Regions from separate parts of the Homo sapiens genome. Here region 2 is linked to region 1. A link is a loop called in an ENCODE intact Hi-C map of the cell type or tissue named here. Cell type or tissue: HepG2. All regions are shown on one strand. Links, peaks and the distances in the headings refer to the core of each region. The heading gives the core; the rest is flanking DNA. Region 1 overlaps COL19A1 (collagen type XIX alpha 1 chain). Region 2 overlaps LMBRD1 (LMBR1 domain containing 1).

Region 1 (11,036 bases), core at 1,431-9,430:
AGTCATCTGAGAGCTGGTCTCATTGCCTCTACCTTCTCCAAGTGGAGCAAAACCTCTAAATCATGACAGCATCTAGGTGGGCTTGGATGGCTTAAAATTCTCTAAAAGCTTAAAACTATTTGATTTTAAATTCCTCAATCGCTTCTTTTTTCTTCAAGAAAGATGGATTCCACATCCTCTACATGCCATTCTGGGCCCTTCATGGTTTGCCTTTTACCTGCCTTGGCCTATCCTCCTCTATGCCCTTCCTTCTTTTGTAATCAGTAATCTTCGCTTACTATTTCAAAAATGCCATCACTTGCAAATGTTCTCCAGTAGGCCTATATATGCTTCTCTCTATCTTCATGACTCAGCTCAAACATTTCTCCTATAGAAGCTTTGCCAGTGCTCTCAGCATTTGAGGTTTCCTCCCATGGTCCTGTATCTTACACCTCGGACAGACACGGCATGTTACTTTGGACTCTTATTTTCCTCATCTGTCTGACCACTGCACTGTGACTTTTTTGAACCTCTATTTTCTCACCATTGCTTAGAACAGTCTCTAGCCTATAGCATGTGATTATTGTTTATTTAATGACTGAGTAACAAATGAATATATTTTGTAGACGAAAAAATTAAAACCAGGTAAGTGACCTAAAGACCAAAAACACCCTGCACCACCACTAGAGGGCCTCAACCCAGTACCCTAGGAATCTCTTAGGATGTGCTCACCTGCCAAAAATGAACATGATTGCTGTCCTGTCATTGATTTCATTTCACTTTAGCCATTCTAGTGGATTGTCCTATTAACAATGCATTGGTGCCAATTGATATTTGTTATATAAAAGCACATTGGGGGAATGAGGGGGTGAGGAAGCATGAGCTGGGTGTCTGCATTAGTCCATTCTCATACTGCTATGAAGAACTACCTGAGACTGGGTAACTTATAAAGAAAAGAGGCTTAATTGACTCACAGTTCCACAGGTTGTTCAGGAGGCATGACTGGGAAGGTCTCAGGAAACTTACAGTCATGGCAGAAGGGAGAAGGGGAAGCAAGCACATCTTCACATGGCAGCAGGAAAGAGCGAGTGTGAAGCGGGAAGTGCACTTTTAAGCAACCTAATCTCGTGAGAACTCACTCACAAGACAGCACTAGGGGGATAGTGCTAAACCATTAGAAACCACCCTCTTGACCCAATCACCTCCCACCAGGTTCCTCCCCCAGCACTGAAGACTACAATTTAACATGAGATTTGGTTGGGGACGCAGAGCCAAACCATATCAGTATGCTAGAATCTAGTCTTTTAAAGGCATCAGTTTTGTTGATTTTTATTTCAAAGTTTTAGGCAAAACAGAGAACACATTGTAAGATCTTTAAAATAATTGTTTCATGCTTTAAAGAAGAAAAGCTGGTGAATGCTAACAGGCAAGATTAGACCTTCGTGTAGTTTTCTAAACCTATGATGCTGCTTTTAAGACAGGCTAATTGTTGTCTCAAAGGAGGAATTTGAATGTTGAAGGCCTTTATGACAAGCTTGCCAAATGTGTAGGAGAGAAGAGGATTACACCGAATTCTGGAATGAGTTCTCAACTATAGATCAAATGAGTTTACTGAAGAATTCAGAAGATTAAAAAACATGTGACTGTATGATAGGATTTATAATATTCAATTCCGCAGACTTTAGTTTGTTGCCAGAGTGTTTGGGGGAGAGAGGTGCTTATTTTTATTTCAAATATAGATTTAGAACTTAAACTCAGCTATGGGTCTGACACACAGTGTTCATTAAATCCTGGGAACATAATATTTGAAAAAAATGGTTTATTAACTTTTTAAATATAATAAAATACCCAATTTGTTAGAAAAATTAGGAAAAAATCTATGCAGAAGACAAAGTGTTTACTTTGGTGGCATGATCTCGGCTCACTGCACCCTCTGCCTCCCAGATTCAAGCAATTCTCCAGCCTCAGCCTCCCGAGTAGCTGGGACTACAGCTGCGCACCACCACGCCCAGCCAATTTTTGTATTTTTAGTAGAGACAGGGTTTTACCATGTTGGCCAGGATGGTCTCGATCTCTTGACCTCGTGATCCACTCGCCTCAGCCTCCCAAAGTGCTGGGATTACAGGTGTGAGCCACCGTGCCTGGCCAGTATTCACTATTTTTAAAGTATCAGCAGAGCACTTGTTATCTCTTAGGATTTCCCAGGGAGCTATTTGTATTTTATTACAATTTACAAATAGCTTAAGAGATGTTCCCCCTTAATTGTGGACATTTTTAGATCAAAACATTATTGTTTTTCATTTATATTTCTTTTCCAACATTGAACCCTTTATGACATGCATCTTACTTTATAGCAAGAAGGAAGTCAAGAAGAGAACAAGAGACGGGTTGGTAGGATCTACAGTTTTTCTAATTGTTACTGGAGTTAGTATATACCTCGCCCCAGTGGCCAGTATGTGAGAATCCTGAAGCATGTGTTAGAATATCTTATGAAAATGTGAAATGTATTTTTTAAAAAATTTTAATTTTGTCTCTTGTCAAACAGTAATTAAATACTATGTAATATCCCTCAAATAAGTGAATATTTTATATCATTTAAACATTATGTTTGAGCAATTAGTCTTTAGGAAAGTTGGAGGGAGACTTTATTCTAGTCAGCATGATTGTCTGCAAAGAACAAAGGAATAGGAATTACCAGGAGGCATGATTTTTTTATTTTTTTAATAACAGCATACTTTATAAGAAAATGTTCTTCCCTTTGGGGGTTTAAGATGTTTCTGAAATCAAACATAGTGTTGTTATTCGGGGGAGTGTCAGTGAAGACTTTAAAAATCTTGAATTGAAGGGACTCTAAGTCCCCAATGGCCTGAAGCAATTCAAATAAAGTGTTTTAACCAGTCCTTCTACTTGATTATTTGTTCTGAAGCCAAATTAGTATATTCTCAGTTTCTTACAAAATGTTTGTACCAAAAGGACAACTTGTTTACCAAAATAATTTCTGACAAATAGCTAAGTGTGTGCGTGTGTGTGTGTGTGTGTGTGTGTGTGTGTGTAAGAGGACAACGTTTTGTCCCCTGAGACATTATATCTCCTAGGGAAAAAAGATTTCTAATAATGGAAAATTTACTAACACTAGTTTTATTAAACTAACATTATTAAATTATCTTTGTGAATCAGTGTTTCATGGAAAGTCATGTATATCACTCCAATTTAGCTTAACTATTATTCAATAGCAACTTTTTGTGTCTTTAGGACTTATTTGAAATTTATACACATGCAATATGCATATAATGAAACTATTCTTAATCAGAGTGCTTGTCATTGAACAGTGACTAACCTGGTTAACAGAGCTAGCTACAATGTATTTTTGTAAAGTATTTGTCCAATTCCTTGTTAAAAACCAGAGCTGATCTTACCTATACAAAGGAAAAAGCTCCCAAAGTGTCCCATGTAACTTCTGCTATCTTGTCCTAAGCGAATATTCTTCATTGGAGGGAAACTATTACATAGAGATCTCTTGGATTTATTTCAATACATAAAGATTACGACTGAGAACAGTTTTTCAGTATGAGAGGGCTAAGCATCTCCCTCGGGAAGGAAATAGCACTAACTCCTGAGGAAACAGGTTCAGAGGAAAGAGGGATGAAGCAGACCAGGAGAATGTATTACCATCACGAGCTCTGCATTAAGTACTGTATTTCCAGTGTCTTAGGGAATCCTTACAACTATCTTGAAAAGTAGAAATTATCTTCATTTTATAATGGGGTAAATGATACTTGGAAATGTCAAGTAACTTACCCAAGATGACACAAGCAGTGAAGACAGAACTGAAACACAGGAACTGATCCCTAAACCTTTATTCTGCCAGACTTCAGGTGTGAAAGACAAGCTTCTAGTTTACAGTTCAACTAAGATTATTCTTCCTCAAACATCATACCTAGAACAATGTTTGAGTTTTCCGTTGCAATCAATGGCACTATCCTGACTCCAGACAGCGAGATGGTATAGGATAGCATAGGATGGCGGTGAGGAACTTAGTCCTTCTCCTCACTAGCTTGTCCTGGAACAATTTTCTTAATGTTTCCTTGTCTCCATTTTCTTTTCTGTAAATTTGAAATAATAGCACCTACCCCACCTACTTTTTCCCACAGTGGCTACAAGAGCCCAATGTCATTGATATGAAAGAACTTTCTTCTAAATGTAAAGCTCTATCTAAATGTATCTTAGTTCCACTGTTATTATTCTGAACACCCATTCACACTGTAGAGAGAAGAGATTGTCTTCAATCAGTAATTAAACCAACACTTCTTTTCTCTCTTTACAGTTCTCCAAAAATCTAGTTAACAGAAATTTGAATGTCTATCAATGAATTGCTGAAATAAAAGATCACTTTGCATATGTCACACTTATTCTAGATACGTCATGAAGAGATCCAAAAGTTATTCCCAATTAGGTAACAATAACAACCAGGTCTAAAGAGTCAGTGATGTTTTTTCTCCCGAGATTTACAGCCTCTTCCTTGCTTGTGGGGCTTGTTCCTTTACCATCTGAGCTGTTGCATTTTATTAGTTGTGATGTTCTCTAAGTCTCAACTGTCCTTCCTCACACTCCAATAAAAGCTTGTCTTTTTTAAAAACCTTCCAGTTATCTGAGTAGCATAAGCAGTGGAAAGTAATAGACTTATGTTATGATAATGAGACTTGGAAAGTCTCAAGACTTGGAATGCCTTTGTTTATTTCAAAGTATTCTGGTTTTCAGTTCCTTTAGAAAAGAGAGGAAAGCAGCTGGAAATGAGGCGGAGCAGGAGAGAAAGTAGGAGAATTTAACTAATGAGCCATTAAAGGAAGTAGGTATTAGCCCATCCATTTGACATTAACTTTACTTCTCATTCATCATTACTGGAAAAAGCGTTTATTAAAAACCACACTAATTTAAAATTGTGTTATTATTTCTTCTGCTACAGGCAAGACTTTTTATTTTCTTTCTTTTTTTCTTCTGGTATTGTTTTTATGCATTGTTTCATTATTGCAGTATGAGAATTGAGCAGTGGGCTCCATTTGTCACATTTGTGTGCATAGCAATTTCAGTTGAAAACAGAAATTCAAAAAATTTTGTAACATGGGGCAACAGCTCCATCTACTGTTTCCATAGGAAAAGCTCTAGTCAAAGAATGACAATAGCTCTTTGAAGGATGTCAGAGGAATGGAAATTTTTCGATGTTTGAAGCTTATAAATCCATATGATTTTTAAAAAATTATTTTCAGGATTTTGTTACATTTATGCTTACCTTGAAATTTAAATATAAGTGCTATTTCATCAGCAGTCATTTTCAATGTCAACTTGATGCTCTTTTGAGGTAAAAATCCATACCTACTTCATGGATCTCTAAAATGCCCTTCTATTGTACAATACCAATAAAACTCTGCAGCATTAATTTTTGGGAGCTTACTCCAACAAAACATATGCTTCTTTTCTAAAACAAGTCTGATTTGAAACATGTACATTCATGTTTCTATTTTAATTTTAACTTCAGTGTAGAACTTCTTCTACCTTTAAAGCATGAATCATTGCACAGTCCTGAAAGTTACAATTATACATCAGTTTGCACAATTAAAAGAGTAAATTTAGGGTGTAAAATTTAATTTATTTACTAAACAAATACTTATGGCCTATCTACTATGTGTTAATCACTATTACAAACATTGAATATACAGTGGTTAAAAACACAAAGCAACAACAAACTACAGATAAGGTCTCTACCTTTCTTTATAACTTACTGTCTGTGGTGAGGCAGTACACCAATGGTTAATAAGCAGTTAAATAAATAGACAAAACAATTTCGGTTTAGAGTGAGGTGCTATGGGGGGAATAAACTGGGTAATGTGATAATGATTTGGAAGGAGGAGATGTTCTTCTCATTACCATCTAATTGAGGTGGTCCAGGGAGGTGTCTCTGAGCAGAAGACATTCCTTGAGAAGGAGCTGGCCATGTAAGGGCCAGAGCAAGAACTTTCCAAACAGAAATATCAGGACTTGCAAAGAGCTTCAGGTGGGGAAAAGCTTGATGTATTCAATAAACATAAAGGAGCTAAGAAAAGAATAGTGCCAGAAAAGATTTGGGAGCTGAATGGCTTCATCATATAGGGCCTTATAAGAATGGAAAAGAAGGGTTGGGGGGCAAGTGGAGAGATACACGTAGCCATGAAATAACCAGTTACATCTCCGTTTTGTAAGTGTGTGTGTGTGTGTGTGTGTGTGTGTGTGTGTGTGTGTGTATCTGCAGCGGTTTGATTTTTTTATGTGATGAAATTACTGTTCCTACTGATTCAAATAAATTATTCTGAAGGTAATATTGTTTTTAGCCCATTATCTTTAGTCTTTGAGTGGACGGGGAATAGGCTTGTTTGCTGAAAGAAAACAAAATTGACAAAGGTTTGATTGTAGCCCATTTAATTTCAGTCTTGTCTGAATCCACTGGATATCACTTTGGTCATTAGAGATGGAGAATTTCATCACATCTAAGTCTTTTCTTTTTCCCCACAGCTAAATCTGATGTTTCCTTTCTGATAGGCTATAGGTTGAGTCAGTTGAACAGTTGGGGCAATGAAAATACATACCCTCAAAACGCCATAGAACTAAGTGCCTTCCGGCACTTGTGCCCCCTTATCCATCGCTGTTCTCAACTTGAGTATCTTCCGTCTCCAACTTTATTTACTATGCACTGAAAACTGAAAGGAAAGTTATTATTTTCAGCATATAGCAGGACCCACCTCTAAAACAATTTAGTGTCCCAAAACACATTTTTGGACTGCTGAATAAAGCAGATGACAAAAACTGTCTCAGTGAAACATTTGATCACTTGTTAAAATACCCTCAGAATACCTTGAATGTGACTACATGCATTTTGAAGCTCATCATGTATCAATGGGAATCCAATTCAAATTCTTAACATCCCTTCTAGAAGCTTGAACTGATCAGGGCTTAGTCATGTTGCTCAGTTTTCCTTTCAGCAAGAGAACCACAATCTCTTCTGTTAAATGACTAAAGTCTGTGCAATGTAATATCTTCAGAGAAAATGAACCTAACAATTTATTTGAGTCAATGGGAATAGGAATTTCATTTCTTAAAAAAAAGTAAGATGACACTTTCTCAGATTTAAAAATATAGACACATAAGACCTATAAAATGGAGACATGGCTAGTTAATCATGTTTATTGCCACTTGTCCCTCATGGGGGTAATGGTCCCAGACAAAACAGCTGTTCCCAACATTGCTAAAATTCCAGTGTCACCTTGTGTGACCACAGAATACATAGACATGCATGTGAGGCAGCTGGGGATATCAGGTTGAGATTTTGAAAACTGGCTCTCAGGTTTTATTTTCTAATTATTTCTCTTTTTCTCTCCCTACGGACAGCAGCAGTAGGACATTATTAGTCACTTTCTGACTTCCTGTGTTTTTTACTAATAGTGGTAACATTATGGTGGAAAAAATATTATATTTGTACAGCCACTGACTGCTTGTTTCATCTTGTATTATGTTCTTGAAACCAACTATTAAGACATCTGGACTGACATGTGTTATTTACAGCAACGATGAGACAGACTATTTGAAATCCTTGATCTGTGGTCACCAAACTTGTAATTAGTTGTGATGGTGCCTGGATTCAACATCATTTCTTTGTGTTGGGTAAACATTAAGATTTGAGAAGTCAAAGGCCAGTCAGATTTATTAGAACCTTAATTTTCAGAACGGGATATTTGTTTCCTAAATAATCTTATAGTTTGCATTTGATGATATAGTTTCCAAGAGGATCTCCATACTGTATGTAATTTTACTGCTGTATATCTTTGTGAGGTAGGCAAGAAAAGATTATTTTCATTTAATAAGAATATTCTAGGTCCTGATGAATAAGGAGCTCAGCTCAATTTTTGCAGTCAGTTTTCTCTGCACATCAGTAACTATAGCTTAGTATGATCAAAGTAAAGACTGAAGGAAATTATATAACTAGAGAAGCAACAAGTTTTCAGCATTGTCTAGGGGACCTAAAACATGGAAGAAAAGTTGGCAGAAAATAAGATTTGAAGGGTCTTCAGCTATGTCTGTAATGAATTCATTAAAAAGTAGAAAGACCCAAAGCAAATATCGCAAAATTGTTAATATTTGACAACATAGGATTTTGGACTCATTGCAATTTATATTATTTTCTGTACTTTTCAGCATGCTTAGAATAGTTCAAATTCATTTTAAGAAGCAGGAAAAACATTCTATGGGATTAGTAACAGTTAATATCACTGATTACTTCTTCACTGGCTGATATCATCAGTATCTTCTCCTTTGACTGAAATCCTTTGTGGAATGGGGCCACGTGTTTTAAAACTAAAATTATTAACTATTTTTTAGAACTTTCCTGAGCACACTGTCTATAACCATGGTGTTCAGCTGAGCCAAGAATTGTCATTTGTAGATTTATCATTAGCACAACCTATAGATAAGGGAGAGACCTTAACATCACACATTTGAGTTGAAAGTGAGGACCACAATCACCCAATTATTCCAGAGCTGCCCAGAATGTCCCCAGCTATTCAAATTGTGCACATGCTCTTGGCCTCTATGTAACTTGGCAGTGTATAAGCTAGTGCCACCAGCCTGGTTATCTTAAGTCCCAGCAGTGTGCCTTGAAACTTGCATTTTCTTAACTCAGGAAGAGTTGTCATTCTACCAACACTTTTAAAGAGAATGAATGTTATCACCTAATTACAGTAAATGGAAACTCAAAGCATTCATAGGTGTGGGCTGCCTGTGGGGTCCATGTAAGCCATCTTTCCTCCAGATTTTGGTGGCATATTGAAAAATTCCTGAGGTCAAACAAGGGGATGGAGGCACAGTTGTTCCTAAGGTATGGTTTTTGTTGGTGGTGATCTTTTGAGGACACCACTGGATACAAATAATTTGTTTCACACATTCCCCTCCTTGCTAGTTTTCATGCCCCTGTGGCTTTTATCACCTTGTACTGGGTCATTGATGTTGCATCTGTGGGTGGCAAGGCACTCTAAAGATTCCTGCTGCTCCTTATATTGCAGGACACTGACAAATAATATTTTTCCTTTTTCAGGACATACTGGGGAGAGATGAGTATGAAACATTTTATGGATGGATAAGCAGAATAGCAGCATTAGGGGAGGAATCTTTTTTTTTCTAACTATCATGCCATGGAGATCAGTCAAAATGTCCCACTCTATCAATAAGGCAGTGGGCTTTACACCAATTAGGTTGATATCTGGGGAAATAAGTACCTTTAAATATATTTTTTTCTGCCTTAGAAAACAAAGTGTTAAAAAATCTACAAGCTTCCTAGCATAATTTAGAAAATCTGCTTTTATGAAATGGGTTAATTATGCCCATTGAATGCATTCACTGTCACAGTCTCATCCTCCCACTTCTGTTCCAAAATGACAAGTGAAACCAGGGACTGTGCAATTTTGGAAGACAATCAGATCACATATTGAGTATTTTGCTTATTCATACAACCATAAACGGCCTATGCTTGAGTTCCCTCAATTACACAGCTCAGTATGCAGGCCAGAAGCAGACAAGCCCAGCTCAAGTGAACACTTTCCTGGAATACACGGGGGAACGAGTTTGAAAAATGTCCAAAGTGGCAGATGTGAAAAATTCTCATTCAACATCCAGAGCTGCCTTTGCTGCAATCCTTCACCTGTTAATCGCACTGCCTCTGAACTTGTGAACCAGGGATGCTAGCGATATCTTAGACTGAGACACTTAGGAGCTATAGATCTTTCAAGGTATGGTGCCAGTATATGCCAAGGTGGGGGAAAAGCTAGCGAGACAAGACAAGATCATGGATCACAGCACTGCTCAGAATTTTCAGACATTCACCAAGAATAAGCATGTCGCTGCCAGCTTCCAACTAAACTGTTATTATCTTTTGTAGGGGAAATTCCCAAAAGATGTCCTTGATAAATGCTTAAACCATTGTACTGTATCACTTAAATTCTTCAGACTCCTGCAATGCTAATACACAATCTCTCCTCCACAACAGAATACAATGGCACTATTGTAGTCTTAAGTGAAGGATATTTCATTTTCCCTGAGTGAGACAACTTTCCCACAACTGTTATCCACTGCAATTTCATGCTCCTTGGAGTTTCTGTGCACCAAAATCATCCCCAAGCAATATACTCTCTTGATTAGCTAGTATTTTATTCCACCTCCTTTGACTATATTTATTTTTTCTTTTCTTCCACCATCTTATAAGCGCGAAGGCTCCTTGCCCTTCATTTGGCATTATTGAAACCTCAAAAGTTATTTAAGATGCTGGTTGAGATTGTTAACTTCCTTCCTTTTCCATCTCAGCCTAACTCTGATCTTTCTTTCTCCTGCTCTCTTTCTAGTAGAAGCCCTCCATGATTTTGAACTTCCTTGTGTCTCTGTGTTGTTCCTCTCTCTTATCCTTACCCCTCTCCCATTCTGGTCACTTTCCTCTTGACTCTTCTTGTCATCCAAGTCTTTCTTTTTTTTTTTTTTTTTTTTTTTTTGGAGATGGAGTCTTGCTCTGTCACTCAGGCTGGAGTGTAGTGGCGTGATCTCAGCTAACTGCAACCTCTGCCTTCTGGGTTCAAGCAATTCTCCTGCCTCAGCTTCCCAAGTAGCTGGGACTACAGGTGCACGCTAACATGCCCTGCTAATTTTTTGTATTTTAGTAGAGACAGAGTTTCACCATGTTGCCCAAGCTGGTCTCGAACTCCTGAGCTCAAGCAATCTGCCCGTCTTGGCCTCCCAAAGTGCTAGCATTGTGGGTGTTAGCCACTGTGCCCAGCCCTTTCAAAAGGCATGTCTACACCAAGTCTCAGACCATTCTTTTCTTGGCCCTTAGTGATTGTATACCTCATTAATCCTGTGATCTTTCACCACACGATGCCCTGCTCGATTGTTTAAAAACCAGCTTTAAGATGATTGGTATTTTATTTTCCCATCATCCTTCTCACTGTGAGGTGGTTTAGGGGAAAGAGTTAAAAGATCAAGGCAGTGGGGTC
Region 2 (11,036 bases), core at 1,563-9,562, 400 kb before region 1:
TACACCACAATTGTACTATTGTAGTACAGACTCCAGTTCTAGATGGGATGACAATAAGATCATTCATAAATTTACATTTCCCAGGTTCTTTCACAGCCAGTAGTGGCCATGTGATAAAATATTAAACATGAAAAGGAAAGCAGAAGTCTGTTAGGGATTTCTGTAAAAGTCTTGTTTTATTGATATAATTGTTTACCCCTTTCTCCTAACTACCTTTTTCTTCACAGAATATGAACAGGATAAAAGGAACTGCAGCAGCCATACTACAATCATGACAGAGATACTCAAAGAATTACAGAGATATTGGATCTGACTTTTTGAGCTACTGAAGCAATACTAGATTCTTTTTTTCCATAGCAAGAAATCTTTTATTAGTTCAAGCCACTATTTAACTGAGTTCTCTTTTACCCACAGCTGGAAGTAGTGTCTACCTGATACAGCTTCATTTTAAAATTGTTAATTTATCTCAAAATAAGCATTTGAAGAAAATAACCAATGATATGGTAATCTTTACTAATAGGGAGGGCTATCTTTTGAGCTTCAGTGTATCTATTATATTCGAATGTGTTTCTACTAAGAAATAATATAACTTTTGGACCAGGGTTTCTCAACCATGGAACTATTGACATTTTAGGCTAGGTAAGTCTGCCCTATGCACTACAGGATTTTTAATAGAATCTCTGGCCCCTACCCACTACATGCCACTAGCATTCCCCAATTATAACAACTAAAAATATCTCTAGATATTGCCAAATGTTTCCGGGGGGCAAAATCACCCCCATTTAAGAACCACTGCTCTAGATAAAAAGTACTTTTATGTCAACATGAAGTGAAAAGGCTAGTATTTCTCTCACTTGTGGTATAAAGATACAGCTACTATATTCTAAATCTAAGATAATTTGTAATTATGGAGATCACACACAAAATGATGAGAAAAAAATAATACTGTAATATATACTTACTCTAATCCAAAAGAACCATATGCCAATATTTCGAATTCCTGCCATTGAAGTAAAAATAAAGTACATAATAATAATTGTTATAAGAATATAATCAAGAGGGAAAACCTGAAAAAAAAAGATGAAATTAAATTTAACATATAAACTATAAGCACTCTAACAGTCATATAAAATAAGCTAAAAACTTCATTATTCTCATCCGGCAAATGTTTACAGTATCAACCTTGATTTAGATTAGGCTACTGTGCTTAAAAAAAAATCCTCAAAAAACTAACAAGTACCAAACTATTACCAAAATTTTTAATACCATTATCTTAAGAAAAATACTAAAGCAAATTAAACTAAAATTGCATTTATCTATGAGATAAAAGACTTGATTAAATATTAATACCAAAAATAATTTGGAGAAGGTCACCTCATGTTATATAATATATCCCAAGTCAAATTATGTATAACATAAAAGTCCAGGAATATATCAATATGATATTTAAAGCAACATGTCAGTGTGTAAATTACAGGCAAATAAAAAGTAAAACTAGAAAATAATATAAGCATATGTCAAACTATTCATAGGTTTTTAGCATAATAATTTTATGTGCAACAGGATGTCAGAATGTTTGCTAGACTCTAGCATTTTATACTCTAGCAGCTACAGTATAAAATGATTGATATTTTACTTACTGTTTGTAGTAAAGGCAAAAGCATATTCAGTGGATTACTCAGGTTAGCTCCAAAAATTATGAAACCAGAATCTATTCCAGCTGAATGAAGAGCTTTATCTAAACTAAAAAAAATTACAAAGAATGAAATTTATGTTATACTATCAAATTTTCAGCAAATTTAGAAAAAATATAATTTAAGCATGCAAATACACCTGAGTCAAAGAAAACAATGGATAACAAATTAAACCTCACTTAAATATCTCACAGCTATTGTTCAATTGATGGAGAATAAAGAAACACTCTATTATTGGACGTTTTAGCCATTCTTTGAGTTAATGCTATAGAACACTTCAAGTAAAAAAGCTACTTAAGATGAACAGCCTACACTAATGGCATTCAGCAACAAAATGTATATTATCATAGAATTTGTATAAGTGCTTTAGAAAATGTGTCTACTGTACTTACTTTGACAAGAAGAGAGAAATTACAAACAGCAATGCAACTAAGATGAAAAATATTCCCCAGACGATCTAAAAGCAAAAATATATTCATTAAAATATAGTTCTAAAAGTTGATATTAAAAGCACAAAATCATTATATTCAATATGAGTTGCTAGAATATGACAATGATCTAACAAAAACAATCTAAGATACATTTTAACTTAGTATACAATTCCAGGCATTTATACCTGAATTTTCATTATGAGACTATTTGATTGAGAACATGTACATAAAAGAGACAAAGCATTTGAAAAGTCTTCACTAATAAGTAAACAAATGAAACTCTTTGTTAGACCAAATACAAAGTCTTTATTCTATTACACTGAAATGAGACTGAAAAGTACATTATGACTAACACACAGACACACACACACACACACACCCCAAAACCATGAAATGCAGGTTATATTACCCTGTTAGTTAAAATAGAAAATTTAGAACATTTTCCCATAGAAGTAATAATATATATAAATGATATATATAGTGGTTAAATTATATTACAATCCATAAAAGCCTATACAAGTGATACTATTCCTGAAACAGAGTACTAACAACACTGAAAAAATTGTCAGGTAAAACAATGTTTCTGTGGAAAAAATGTCCTAAGCACTGTAAGTAGTGGAACATATTTCTCCCAATTGTATGAACTTTATATTAAAGATGGTAGAAAAAGAGGAAGAAAAATATTATAACTGAGTCTCTAATGAAAAGTTTCAGAATATAAAAGAGTTGAAATCTATGTTAGCAAAAACCTAAGCTCTTTTTCCCCGAAATCTTCCCCAAGTTGCGGGGACAACTGGGCTAAAGAGTTGTCAAGACCAGATCCAAAAAGAAGAGTCCCAGTAAGCACAGTTAAGTGTGTTGGGCTCCTCCTTTAACTGGAATTGATATAAATAGATCAATGAATGTTATGAAATCATGAATGGTAGGGAGATTTTTTCATCTTATTTCACAGGACTGTGGAAGTAAATTTTAGAATCCTGAGAGAATAAAAGAAGTAACACATGAAACTACCTAGCCTGAAAAGATGATTTTTGGAAGTAATTTTGGACCTGTGCTCTGGGGAATTCTTCAGTTATGGCTGGGTGCCTTTGGGGCTCACTGGGAAGGAGAGAGTTGACGAGAGGGGTCCAAGAAGGCTATAGTCATCTCTTGAAAAGAGAGTGATATTGCATGTACTATTTTTCATGCTAGGATTCCGCAAGAGAATTCATTATTTAAAAAGGGTTTCATTGCAAAAGATTTTGAAGTGACTCCTTTATAGTAACAACTGCTCATTAGTAGAGGGTATAAAGGAGTTATACTTTTTTTTCTACTGGATTCAGGCATCTATATTTGGTACTGTGGTGAACTGAAAAGCAACACAGACTTATACTTAGGATTCTCAAGTGAAAAACATTCCTTCCTAATAGCTGTTAACAAAAAATAGTTTGTAGCAGTATAACTATGAAATGCCAATTAGTAGTAGGAGAACATGATATAGAAACAGCATTTGAAGTTAAGATTCCCTCTCTTTGGTATCCATTTTGGCAAAAAAAAAAAAAAATTTAAAATTAAAAAAAAAACCCTCTTAGCTATCTTCCAAATCTGTAGAGATGACTGACCCAGAGTTAGACTGCTTAATCAGTGACTTAACAGAACACAGAACAAATGTAAAAAATACAAATATTTTATAAAGACCAAGAAAACTATACATACTTAAATACTAGAACTTAAATTAGTAGTTACAAAATCATGTCAGTGATGACCACATTGGGTTGACCTAAAAGCTACATATTATACTCTAGCTATAATGCCAATTTTGAAATAAAAATTAAACTATAGAGGTAACATCAATAAAAATGGAATAAGACATATGCAAAAACAATACAAAGAATTCCACTATACACTTCACTCATATTCTCCAAATTTTAACATGTTACCTTATCATTCTCTTTTGAACAAGTCTTAATTATTATATATCAATTTCTCTTGAACGAGGTCTTTCATAACCTTGACATTTTGTAGAGTCCAGGGAAGTTAATTTGTAGAATGTCTCTCAATTTGGATTGCCTATTTTCTCATGATTATATTTAGATTATGCTTTTTTCCAGAAATGACACAGACAGAGAAGTGTTGAGTCCTTCTCAATACATCATATCAAGTGGCACAGTCATGTCTATTTGCCCCATTACTGATGAGCTTAACTTAAATCATGTAGTAAGGTGGTTTCAGTCAGGTTTCTCCATTGTACAATTATTATTTCCCCCTCTGTAATTAATATGTTTTGTGGTGAGATACTTTCAGAATATGCAAAATCTTGTTCTCACCAAACTTTTAATTTCAAGTTTTGTATCCACTGATGCCTCTTCCCAGAAACAATACGTTTTTTTCTGTGGTATTTGTCAAATGCTGGTTTTCTAATTGCTTCTATATTTATTTGTTGGAATTCTACTGTAGGGAAGAGGTTTCCCTTCCCCATCATTTACTAATGTATTTACTTATGTCAATATAGACTTATATTTTATTCAATTAGTTATCATCTGTTATTATCATTATTTTGATACCTAAATGGTCCCAGATTTAGGCAATAGGAGCCCCTACAAACTGGTTCCTTTTATTATACGCCCACTATTCTCTTAAACACTTCTTACTTTCTGGCATCAGATGTTCCAAGCTTATTAAGTGCTTTCCCAGCCACAGTCCTAGAATCAGACATTTCTCCAAGCAGCCCTGGTTCCTTTTAATGAAGTTAGGTAGTGGTCTGTCTATTAATTAAAACATATGCATATGCAGAAATCATTACTTTATTAGTACTAAATTAGGACTCTATTTTCAATCCATGGGTGGTTGAATCTGCAAATGCAGAATCTGCAGATATAGAGGGACTGTTGTAATTCATCTGTTTTTCTTCTCCCTACCTCACTGCTTTCTGCTTTTATCTTATTTTCTTCTGTGTGATTCCTTTTGTTCTTCTGCTAGCTTTTTTGGGATTGGACATTTGTTTTTTTTTTTTCCACTTTTACTGGTAAGTGTGTTTCAGGCTATTAATTTCTCTTTTTTTTAAATTTATTAAAATACTGAGTTTTATTTCACATGCATATTTTTGTCTCCCCACCATTTCCATGTCTGACCACCACTACTACTATGTCCTATCATAACATTCCATACATACTTAAGACCAAGCAAAGGGTGGAGTTCCGTCTTTAAAAACTAAACAGGCATTTTGGACAACACATTATTGGCAATGGAGCCTGGACAACATTTATCAAACATGGTAGGGAAAGTTCCCACTCTGCATTATAAAAAGGACAGCCAGATATCAACTGCTACAGAAATGAAGTAAGACAGAAAAATTTTAACAAATTGTTTAAACTATTTTCTTAAAGAGACTTCCTCAACTGCCAGAGATCTTGAATAGCCTCCTGGTCAGTCATCCGGAAGCAATTCTTCATATAATTGATGAACTTGGCTTCCACTTTGGGAAGAGAACCACCTTTTTCTATACTTGCTTGCATTTTTGCTTTAATGTCTTCTACAGAACTAGGTCCTTTTGGTGTTTTAGGAGATTTTTCCTGTTTTTTGAAGGATTCTTACCCGTTTGATCTTGGTATTGATGATGGTTTTGAGTCTTTTCCATTCTGATTTGGCTTTTGTGCATTTTTGGCTGGAGTATCTCATATAGATTTCTTCACTGGTGATTTTTCTTCAGTTTCCTTATTATCAAAATCATCATTATCACCATCTTCATCATTATCATCATCATCATCATCTTCATCAGTAGCAAGTTTTACTTTTTTCTGTGGAACCTTGCTACCACCTCCAGGGACAGACCACTTTCCAGATATACTTAAGAGTTTCACATCCTCCTCCTCTTCATCTACTGACTGCATCTTCCTCCACTGCTACTAAATGTTGTTCACTAATATGCACTGGCCCTGAACCACACTTCAACCGTAAGACCACTGGTGGTGTTATTTCAAAGCCCCTAAGGAAAATTGTTGGCTGTACAGACATTTTCAAAGTTGCCAGTGTTACTTTAATTGGACTGCCTTTGTAATACACTGCCTCTGCTTCAACGATGTGTAATTCATCTTTTCCATCAGCCCCTAAACTGACCGTTCTTAAAGATAACTAGTGCTCATTTTCATCATTATCCACCTTAAAGTGATAATCTTTGTCAGCCTGTAGTTCACAACCAAATAGATAGTTCCAGGGCCTCCGGGGGTTTATGTCCATGTCCATCAAATCTTCCATCAGGTGGCAGCACACACTTAGGTGGGAGAGAAGGCAGATGGAGATAAACAACCACAGCTCAAGAGAACAGCCGCACAGGACAGAATCACATCAGGGACTGATCTCTATTTTAAAGGTATCCCACAGACTCTAATATGTTTCAATTATCATTAACTTTTAGAAATTCTGTAATTTATTTCCCCTTTCTTTTCACTCAAAAGTTGCTGAATATAAGGTTAATTTTCAAGTGAAAAGTATGTTAATCTATTGATTTTGTTACAATTTCTAGTTTTAACGCACTGCAATCAGAGAAAAATTGTTTGTAATATATCTACTGTTTGAAACTTCCTGATACTTTCTTCAGGATACAATTAATAATACGATCAACTTTTGTGTTCCCTGTACATTTGGAGAAAAGGTTATTTTCTATTATCTAGATGTAAAGTTTAAAAGTTGTAAGTTATACCTTACTGATTATTAGGTCTTCTATATTCTTACTCTATTTCATCCACTTGAAATGTTTTACCCTGAGAATGCTGTTATTCTCCTATTACTATTATATTTCAATCTCTACCTTCTGGAATCTCCCATAGTTTTTGCTTTCATAAAGGTGGCTGCTGTGCTAACTGGTACATAGATAACCACAGTTATTATATCTTCATTCTAAATTGTGGCTTTTCATATTTAAAAGTGTGTAAATTTTCTACTGCTGCCAATGACACACCACCACAAACTTAGTGGCCTGAAACAGCATCTACTTATTATCTCAGTTTCTGTGGGTCAGCTGTCTGTGCACAGTGCAGCTCAGTGGATTCTCTGCTCGAGGTCTCACAGGCCCAAAACCAAGAGTAGGGCTATGTTCCCTTCTGGAGACTCTGGGAAAGAAATACTTTCATGCTCTTTCAGATTGTTGGCTGGCATTCAGTTCCTTAAGGTTGTAGAGTTGGAGTTTTCCTTTCTTTGTTAGCTATCATTTGGGAACATCTCTCCGTTTCTTAAGGCTGCTTGCATTCCTTGTCACATTTCCCCCTCCATCTTCAAACCAGTCATGGCAAGTCAGGTCATTCTCGCACTTTGAATATCTTTGATGTACCCTTTATCACTTCTCTCTGACTCTAATCCAGAAAGTTCTCTGCTTTTAAAGGTTCATGTTATTAGACTGAGCCCACCTGAATAACCCAGGATAATCTTTATATCTTAAGGTTTATAACCTTAATTACATCTGTAAGGTTCCTTTGCCACTTAATGTCACAGGTTTCCTGGATGAGGGCATCATTAGGTGAAGAAAAAGGCACTGTATCTACCATAAAATGTGTCCTTCTTTGTTACAATTGGTGTATTTTGGCTTGAATTCTATTTTGTCTAATAGGATCATTGTTTCCTTATTGTTTCCATTTGTCTAGTATGTCTTTAAACACCGTTTATTTTTAGTCCTTTTGAACTACTGTTTTAGGTGTGTCTCTTTTAAATAGCATACATTGGATCTATCTTCTTTCTGAAGAAAATACAAATTTTCTTCTAATGGTGAGTTAGGTGTATTCACATTTGTTGATATTATGGACATATTTAGTCTCAATAATATCTTACTGTTAGATAATTTTGTGTATGTTATATTTCCTGTGTTCTTTACTCCAGGTACCTAGAATAGGCAAACTGATGGAGAGCAAAAGAGAAATCACTAGGGAATGGAGAATTACCGTTTAATAAATACATTGTTTCCATTTGAAAAAGATCAGAAAATGAATAGTGATGATGGTTGCACAACATTGTGAATGTACTTACTGCTATTGAATATACACCTAAAAATATTCCAAATCATAGACTGAGGCATATATATTTTACCACAATAAAAAAATCTAAAAAATATATGCAATATAATTACAAACATAAATTTATAATTTTGTGTATAAGCATAAGAAGTATATATAGTAAAATCTCAAGTTACATTTAAAACCTAATGATCTAGAAGTTACCCAGGCCAATTAGCTGTATAAGCTCAAAGTATACTCTTCTGTCAGGGAAGAGTTTATTCAAGTATTTAATGAACATCAGACTGTAGGCTTAGAAATGTGTTCAATATTATATATAAAGGCTGTTTTAAAGAGCTATTAACTTATTCTAATTAGGTGCTTATTTTTATAATTGTCTTCAGCACAAAACTAATCTCCCTTCATTTCCATGGTAGGATTTAAGAACTTCAAAAATCCTACATATAGAACTATAACAGCAGCAGCTGCAATTTTCTGAGCTGTTTACATCAAAAGGAACTGCACTGCATACATTATTTCATTTAATTCCCACAACAAAATAAAGTAAGTATATAATTCCATTTTAAGAATGAGAAAAGTGAGGTTCAAAAAGCTTAAGTAAGAAGTTACAGAGTTGGTGAGGAGCAGAGCAAGGACTCAAACCCAGGATTAGGTGACCACAAAGCCTATGCTTCTGAAATAAGTTATGTATATGCTAGGGAAATGCATGGCAATCACAAGATCAACAGGCATCTTCATGGGAACAAAAAAAAAAATCCTCTACTAATTTTAAAAATTGTAACTTTTTTTACATTTGCAAAAATTTAAATTTAATTCATTTCATAATAAGACAAACATGAATTATAGTAGAGAATAAAAGGTAACACTGGCACAAAATTTTGAGATAGAACATAACTTCTAAGAAATTTAATGTCAGGAACTTCTCAAAGGTCTTAAATTACCTTCAGTATACACAGAGAGAGCTGTATAGAAGGGCAAGTGGACCTAGATCCACTTTCTTCCTCTAGTTTGACTTGAATGTTAATGTTTAAGAAACACTAAATGAGCTGGGCGTAGTGGCTCAAGCCTGTAATCCCAGCACTTTGGGAGGCTGAGGCAGGCAGATCGCCTGAGGTCAGGAGTTCCAGACCAGCCTGACCAACATGGAGAAACCCCGTCTCTACTAAAAATACAAAATTAGCCAGGCGTGGTGGCACATGTCTGTAATCCCAGCTACTTAGGAGGCTGAGGCAGGAGAATCGCTTGAACCTGGGAGGCGGAGCTTGCGGTGAGCCGAGATTGCGCCATTGGACTCCAGCCTGGGCAACAAGAGCAAAACTCCATCTCAAAAAAAAAAAAAGAAAAGAAACATTAATTGAAAATTTGGCTTCCTATTTCTGAATTACACCAATTGTAGACAAACACAGAGATAAATGAACAGCAACCTTCATATCTCATTTAAGGAAAAAAAGCAGTGTTTATCTCCTCATAATACACATTAAACCCTCAATTACATAACGATCAGTTTGTACCCCTAGAGATTCCTTCAGGCATGCCTATTACCCTATTCCTAACTTAGGATCAGACATGGAAAGATGGGTAAAAATTTAGATCAATATTCAGAAATGACACATTTACTAACAAAAAGAATAACTGTACTGGAGGTTTCAGCCAGTGAAATTAGAAAAGTAAAAAATAAAAGCAATTACAAATCTTATAAGGAAGAAGTAAAACTGTCTTTTAGCAGCTGATATGATCATGTATAAAAGAAAACCTCCTAAGGAAGCTACAATGAAGGTACTAGAACTAATAATTTAACCAGGTTGCAGGATATAAGAGTAAGATACAAAGACAAATTTCTACATACTAACAACAAATATTAAAAACTGAAATTAAACAACATAATTTGCAAGACTATAAAAAATACTTAGAGGTAAATTTATCAAGATATTTTTAAGACCTCTACTTTGAACACTACAAAACATTCCTGAGAGAAATTTAAGATGTAAATAAATAGATATCATGTTCATGGATAGAATATATCAATTCTCCCCCAAATTTATCTATAAGAGTGAAAGTAATCCCAATAGATATCCTAGTGGATGTTTTGTGGAATTATAAATTGATTCTTAAATTTATATGAAAATGCAAAGGATTTGGCAAAGCCAAAATGATTTTGAAAAAGGAAAATAAAACTGAATAATTTATACTACCTAACTTCATGGCAGATTATAAAGCTCTATTAACCAAGTATTAGCATAAAGACATATATAGATCAATGAGTAGAATGGAGATTCCAGAAATAGACCCACACTTACACTACAATCAATTTATTTGACAAAACTTCCAAGGAAAGCCAATGAGCAAAGGATAGTCTTGAAAAAAAAATTATGCTGGAACAATTGGATATCCACATAGAAAATAAAATGAACCTTAACCCTTAAGTCATACCATAGCACAAAAGTAACTTAAATGGGGTCATGATCCCAAGCATAAGATGTAAATCTACAAAATTTCTAGAAGAAAATGTTTCTTACCTTAGGATAGACAAACATTTCTGAGGACACAAAAATATGAACCAAAAATAGACATATAAATTAATATTCATCAAAATTTAAGAAACATCTGAATTACAGTTAAGAAACCAAAAACATAAAGAAAACTTGCCACGAACTAGGAGACGATACAATACATATATGTGACAAAGTGCTAGATCCAGACTATATAATGAACGCTTGTATCTCACTCATAATAGAAAACCCTAATTTAGAAAATGGCCAAGAGATTTAAACACACATTTTACAGAAAATAGCCAATAAGCATACAAAAAGATGCTAAATATCATTTAGTCACCAATGAAATGCAAAGCAAAACTGTGAGATGCTACTGCATATTCATAAGAATAACTCTTACAGACACTACATAAGAGTTGACAAGAATGTGAAACAATG

The links. A loop is a pair of places that touch in the nucleus more often than their neighbours do. Peaks named below come from ENCODE experiments on the same cell type or tissue, not always from the same donor. Only the 100,000 strongest peaks of a DNase experiment are listed, where the experiment ranks them.
Region 2: it touches region 1 in a loop (4-fold over the local background); 2 of 110 quality-filtered maps call a loop at or near these places.

The regions. Positions count from the first base shown.
Region 1 is chr6:70,103,330-70,114,365 of GRCh38, forward strand. All of the region lies in intron 16 of COL19A1 (collagen type XIX alpha 1 chain), which reads left to right. Among named protein-coding and RNA genes, the nearest start is that of COL9A1, 190 kb to the right of the region's middle. In HepG2, for the core only: a CTCF peak has its summit at 5,121 (motif pointing left); no DNase peak of the experiment used is centred there.
Region 2 is chr6:69,699,803-69,710,838 of GRCh38, forward strand. LMBRD1 (LMBR1 domain containing 1) reads right to left here. Exons shown (of 16, transcript NM_018368.4): 10 at 2,087-2,151; 11 at 1,641-1,743; 12 at 963-1,067. It also overlaps the pseudogene NPM1P37. Among named protein-coding and RNA genes, the nearest start is that of LMBRD1, 92 kb to the right of the region's middle. In HepG2, for the core only: a CTCF peak has its summit at 6,350 (motif pointing right); no DNase peak of the experiment used is centred there.